2 separate regions of the Homo sapiens genome follow, and region 1 is linked to region 2. Evidence: chromatin contacts called from ENCODE Hi-C data. All regions are on one chromosome and are shown on one strand. Each heading gives the region's core, a stretch centred on a gene start or an enhancer-like site at or near the end of the contact. The rest is flanking DNA. Distances are from core to core; before and after follow the strand shown. Region 1 overlaps SIL1 (SIL1 nucleotide exchange factor). Region 2 has its middle 74 kb from the start of HSPA9.

The links. A loop is a pair of places that touch in the nucleus more often than their neighbours do. Pooled maps may share reads with other maps.
Region 1: a loop to region 2 is called in a pooled map, with 3 times the contacts of the local background. The contact joins two enhancer-like sites. A Hi-C loop is called at or near these places in 1 of 37 single-sample maps with no recorded cell type and 6 of 50 pooled maps.

The regions. Positions count from the first base shown.
Region 1 is chr5:139,090,586-139,093,433 of GRCh38, forward strand. All of the region lies in intron 3 of SIL1 (SIL1 nucleotide exchange factor), which reads right to left. Among named protein-coding and RNA genes, the nearest start is that of SIL1, 110 kb to the right of the region's middle. Within about 2 kb of position 1,471, at least 4 of the 41 ENCODE cell types and tissues checked have a DNase peak (open chromatin) inside an H3K27ac peak, as active enhancers do.
Region 2 is chr5:138,647,908-138,650,875 of GRCh38, forward strand. No RefSeq gene overlaps it. Among named protein-coding and RNA genes, the nearest start is that of HSPA9, 74 kb to the left of the region's middle. RefSeq lists an enhancer at 2,585-2,968. Within about 2 kb of position 1,454, at least 2 of the 41 ENCODE cell types and tissues checked have a DNase peak (open chromatin) inside an H3K27ac peak, as active enhancers do.

The DNA.
Region 1 (2,848 bases), core at 221-2,720, 440 kb after region 2:
GTAAGAGCAGCATCTCAAATCTATAGGGAAAGCACTTTCTTTTTTAGACAGGGTCTCGCTCTGTCGGCCAGGCTGGAGTGCAGTAGTATGATCACTGCAACCTCAAACTCTTGGGCCCAAGCGATTCTCCCACCTCAGCTTCTGGAGTAGCTAGGACTACAGGCACGCACCACTACACCTGGCTAATTTTTTTTCTTTTTTGTAGAGACAGGATCTCTCTCTGTTGCCCAGACTGGTCTCAAATACCTGGCTTCAATCCATCTGCCCACCTCAGCCTCCCAAAGGGCCGGGATTGTAACAGGAGTGAGCCACTGCACCTGGCCAAGTCAAACTTTTTAATAAGCAGTGTTGGGATAACTCAACAGACATACTGAAAAAGGTAAAAATTAACCCCATGTCTTATGCCTACATGTCAAGATAAATTCCAAACAAATTAAATCTTTAAATATACAAAATGAAAACATATAAGTACCAAAAGAAAGCATAGGTCAACTACTCTATAATCTGGGAGTAGTAAATAATAACTTTCCTAATTATAAGTTGGTGGCAACAACTTGTTGAAAGTAAATAACTTTCCTAATTATAATTCAAAATCCAAAAGAAATCACAAAAATATTAATTTGATTATGCAAAAATAAAAAGTTTTATAAAAAATAAAAATGCATGGAAAAATATCATAAGCAAAAAAGACAAATGTCAAACTAGGTAAAGTATCTGCAATTTAATATCATAGAGTGTTAATATCCCCAATATATAAAAAACTTTTAAAAAATAAGGAGAAAAAGACCAAAAACACAATAGAAAAAAAAGACTACAGATATAAACAGGCAGGTCACAGAAAAAGAAATACAATGCTATTTGACTCTATGAAAAGATGTTCAACTTTGCTCATCACATGACAAAGATAAAATAAAACTACAGTAGAAAACTGCTTTCCACCTATTAGGTTGTAAGTACTTTGCAGGCGAGACTAGGGAAATGAAATTTGCATATACAGCCCCTATAAAGGGGAATTTGACAACATCTAATAAAATTATAACTGCATTTACCCTCTGACCCAGAAGTCTGACTTCTAGGAAGTGACTGCAAAGATATGTTGGCAATAACCTGGATGAGCCTGGAAGTAGATTCTTTTCCAGAGCCACCAGAAAGGGACACAGGCTGGCCAACACCCTGGTTTCAGGCTGTGAGACCCTGAACAGAAGACTCGGCTAACCAGGACCTAGATTTCTGACCTACATCAACTATGAAATAATAAATGAGACGGTGTTTGAAGCCACTAAGTTGGTGGCAATTTGTTTCACAGCTGTAATTTGCAATACAGCCCTGCAGATGGGGGAAAGGGTTCACACCAAGGCTGGAAATGGGAGTAAGTGGACTGTGTGAGATCTTAGGCCATCTAGTTTGGCTGAAACAGCAGACAGGCAGAGCTAAGGACTTAGAATAGCTGAGGTTCTTGAGGCCAGCCCTCCTTGCCTGACCATCCAACGGGAGTATGGGAGCAGGAGGTGAAGAAAAAGGTCAAGGAGGGGAAACCCCTGGCAGGCTGCATCGCTGGTACTGATAAAAAGCATATGATCACTAAGACTTCAGATTTACCCTAAAGAATCTATAAGTACTTCTGTTTCTTCTACTTTCCCTTCTCCCTCTAGGCCTCCCCTCCCTTCTTTCTTGGACACTCAGACTTTAAACTGGATGACCTTGAAAAAGGTAGGAAAAAAATTTTAACAAAAAGGGAGCCCATTATTTGGTAGAAATTTCTCCTTTGTAAGTTTTCCTTTTATATAAGTCTATTTCTGTAGATAAATTGAACCCAACTGTGATATTTAAATCGTTTTAAGAAAGTACATTCTGTTTTACTTGCAAAAAGAGGGGACCCTTGGCCTCTTCCTTGAGACAGGCGAAATGGAAGGGGATGCAAGATACCCTGCTTATTTATCTCCAAAAGAAATCTATAGCCCCAAGCCCAGCCCAATTTTTGTGCCCAGCAGGAACAGGCCTTTGTTCAGAGAACACCACAGGTATGATGGGCACCACACCAAAAACAGAAAGCAGAACCGCTACATCTTTGGGCTCAAGACAACGGGAACATGAAAACAACAGGAGATGGAGAGTGCCAGGCACAAGGGAAATACCTTTTATCTTACATTTTGTTGCTCCTAATGACCTTGTTCAGGCCTCAAATCAGTATGACTTCATTCTTTGGGAAGTATATTCTATGGAAGCTTTAAAATATATTATGAGGTTGCTATGGTTTAAATGTGGCCTCCAAAGTTCATGTGTTGGAAACTTAATCCTGAATGTGACAATGTTGAAAGAGGTGATTAGGTCATGAGGGCTTTGCCCTCATGAATGATTAATGTCACTATCACAGGAGTGGGTAAGTTTTCGCAAGAGTAGTTTATTAAAAAAGCAAGTCCAGCTGGGTGCAGTGGTGTGCCCCTATAGTCCTAGCTTCCCAACTACATGGAAGGCTGAAACGCGAGGACTTGCTTGAGCCCAGGAGTCCAGCCCAGGCAACATAGCAACACTCCGTCTCTTTTGTTCCCCCCCACAAAAGGCAAGTTCAGCCCCATTCTGCTCTCTCTCCAGCACCTGCTCTGTCACCACATGATGCCTTTGGCCACGTATGCCACAGCAACTAGGCCCACAACAGATGCAGCTCCTCAAACTTGGATATCCCAGTCTCTAGAATTGTAAGAAATAAATCTATGCTCTTTAGAAATTACCCAGTCTCAATTATTCTGTTACAGCAGCATAAAATGTACTAAGACAGAGATAAATCAAGTTCTAACACAGGGAGACAGGTGTTATTGAACAGGTGCCGTCCACAATCCTTCAGAGCGCA
Region 2 (2,968 bases), core at 204-2,703:
TATTTGCAGACTTGAGCAAAAGGTCACTGGGCCTGCCTGGGACAGAGGGAGGACTCCCTGCAGGCCCCAGAGGGAGGATGACCCTGAAAGACTGGGGCAGGAGAAGGAGAGGCCACAGTGGGGGCCGGCATGCCTGCCTCCTTGGTCTTTAAGCTGGGTCTCTTGGTACCATGCCTGCCTTGCACTGTCCCCGTTCCTTGTGAATCCCAGGGTCCTAGAAGCTTACCCCTCTCTGCAGGGACCACCCTCAGAGACTTTCCACCAGAAGATTATGCTAATATCCACAACAGCTGATGTTTATTGAGTATTCACTGCATGCCAGGCTGTGCTAGAGGCCAGAGTGCTCCGGCTTGGGGAGACGTGGCTGCCTCTCTGCAGCAGGTGAAGGAGCTTTTCCAGTGAGGGAGCCCCTGCATGCTGCAGACTCTGCCTGAAATCTCTCCGAAACCTTTGGGAGATTGGTATCACTTATCTTCTCTGACCAATGAGAACAGTTCCTGGTTTTGTGATCTCCCAAGTCCCTGGTGTGGATGTTCTGTGAGCTTCTGAATTCTCCTCTCCTTTCCCCACTGACAACTCACCTGGCCCTACACTCATTATGAAAGAATATTGAGGCCAATTAGCCTTGACAAGCTTCATGCCCAAGGGGCAGCTTTCAAGTTTCTGGTCCTCTAAGACCTGCTCAGGCCACCTATGTGTCTCTGCCCACTCAGAATTCTAGGAGCAGCTCCCCTCTCCATCTCTGGGCAGGACCTGGCTTTGAGTAAGGGCTAGAGTGAAGGAGACTGGGAGAGGGGAATAGCCAGCTTTAGCCTCACAGCCCCGTAGTCAAGGGGAGTCCTCTGGGAGGGCGAGAAGAATAGCAAAGCAGGGAATGGAAGGTTCAGGAAGAGGCAGGCGGGACAGGGAAGGGAAATGGAGAATGTGTTTCCAACATCCCCTGGGTTTCCTCTGTCCCTGTCTCCTTCCCCCACTGAAAGAGGAATGGAGCTGGCTGGCCTTTCTGGGAGGCATAGTCCTCTAGCCTCCCAACCCTACCAGCCTCCTCTCTGTCCCCAACTGCTCCTTCTCTGGCTTCTCTCCAGAGCCCAGGGCCTCCCTGTGTCATCAGTTCATTATCATTCTGATAAAAGTCATTAGTCCTTGAAAAAGCATGATTCCCCAGCTGAGGCCAGCCCCCGCTAACCTGGGGAGGAATACAGATGGATGGAGATGTGGGGGTGGGGACAGACAGAGGCACAAACACAATGACACTTGTTTCCAGGAGGTGTGTAAATGGACACAAACCCACTGGTGCACACGGCCACACACCTTTACACACAGGCCCAGGGATGTCTCACATGGTCACCAGAGAGCCCACAGGGCTACATCACTGGAGGCACACTCAGCTGCTTCCAGTCCCAGAGAATCACTCGACACTGAGACCCAGCACCCAGCAGCCTCAGCCTCCTGGAAACACAGAAGCTGGGCTCCGCAGACTCTGGGGGCGGGGGCAGGGAGTGGAATATGGAGGCCAAGGTTAGAGATCTCCGAGTTCCATTAGCCACAAGAAGCGTGTCCGGAATCTAAAAGTGCAGGGACAAGGGCGCTGCAGAGCCGGTTCCTGACAGTGTGTCCCCATTTCCCACCCCTTCCACCACTGGGAAGCTCCTCCCTGTCAGCAAAGCCATTTAGGGATTAGAGCAGCTCCCTCAGTAAAAGCTGCTTATTCAAAAGGTGCTTTCAGTTCATTTGCATTCACTTCATGGATATTATAATGCGTGGAGGAGCTTCCTCCTCAGTCCCTCTTTGCTGTCCCCAGATTGAGTCCCTGGCCCATGCAAGGTATCAGTTTGGGCTGGGCCAAGCTTTCCAGTGACCTGGGGATCTTGTCAGGGAGTGGGAGGTGATAAACACTGACCATTAACCCCTGGTCCTCAGAAGGCAGCTCCGGGGACAGCTAGGAGGGGTCACAACTGGAGTTTTCCCAAGGGAGAGGAAGGAGGCCAAGGTCTGGAGAGGCCTCTCAATTCCCCCGGGGTCATAAGCCTGGTCTCCTAGGGAAGGAGGAATCTGCCCAGCTGCTGTCTGCAGATGGGGCTGCCACAGGGGAGCAGGCAGAGTCAGCCTCAGCTTTGAAGACCTTCTCTTTGGCAGCCACCCCACCCCGGCTCCATGCATTCAGTTCATTCAAAGAGTATTTAACTAACACCATGATGTGTGAAGCTTGATGCTAAGTAACTGGAATACAGTGTTGACCAGGCAATGTGGCCCCTGCCTTCACAGAGCTTCCACTCCAGGAGTGAAAACCCACAAAAAATGAAGACACAAGACAATATGGAATAATATGAATTATACCTAGTACCATAACAAACAGGGCGCTAAGATAGAAAGTAATAGGTCAGGGCCGGGGGACCGTCTTCAGATGGGGTGATCAGTAAATGGTGGACACATAACACACCTGCAGTTGAGGCTTCAGGGAGCCAGCTTCGCACGACTGCACTCCAGCCGGGGCAACTCTGTCTCCTAAAAAAGAAAAAAAAAAAAAGGAAGAAAGAAAAATTTCTTTCTTTCTGTGTGTGTGTGTGTGTGTGTGTGGTTTTTTTTTTTTTTTTTGAGACAGAGTTTTGATCTGTCACTCAGGCTGGAATGCAGTGGCACAATCTCGGCTCACTGCAACCTCCTCCTCTGGGTTTTAGGAGATTCTCCTGCCTCAGCCTCCCAAGTAGCTGGGATTACAGGCATATGGCACCATGCCTCGATAATTTTTGTATTTTTAGTAGAGACAGGGTTTCACCAGGTGATCCGCCTGCCTCGGTCTCCCAAAGTGCTGGGATTACAGGCATGAGCCACAATGCCTGGCCAAGAATTTCTTTCTTGATTTGTCCTTTTATCACCTCAAAGGTGCATCATGGGATTTCCCATCCCAGCTCAGGGGAAAGGCATGGCTGTGCCTCTTCATCCCCAGATCAGCCTATGGCGAGGCTGC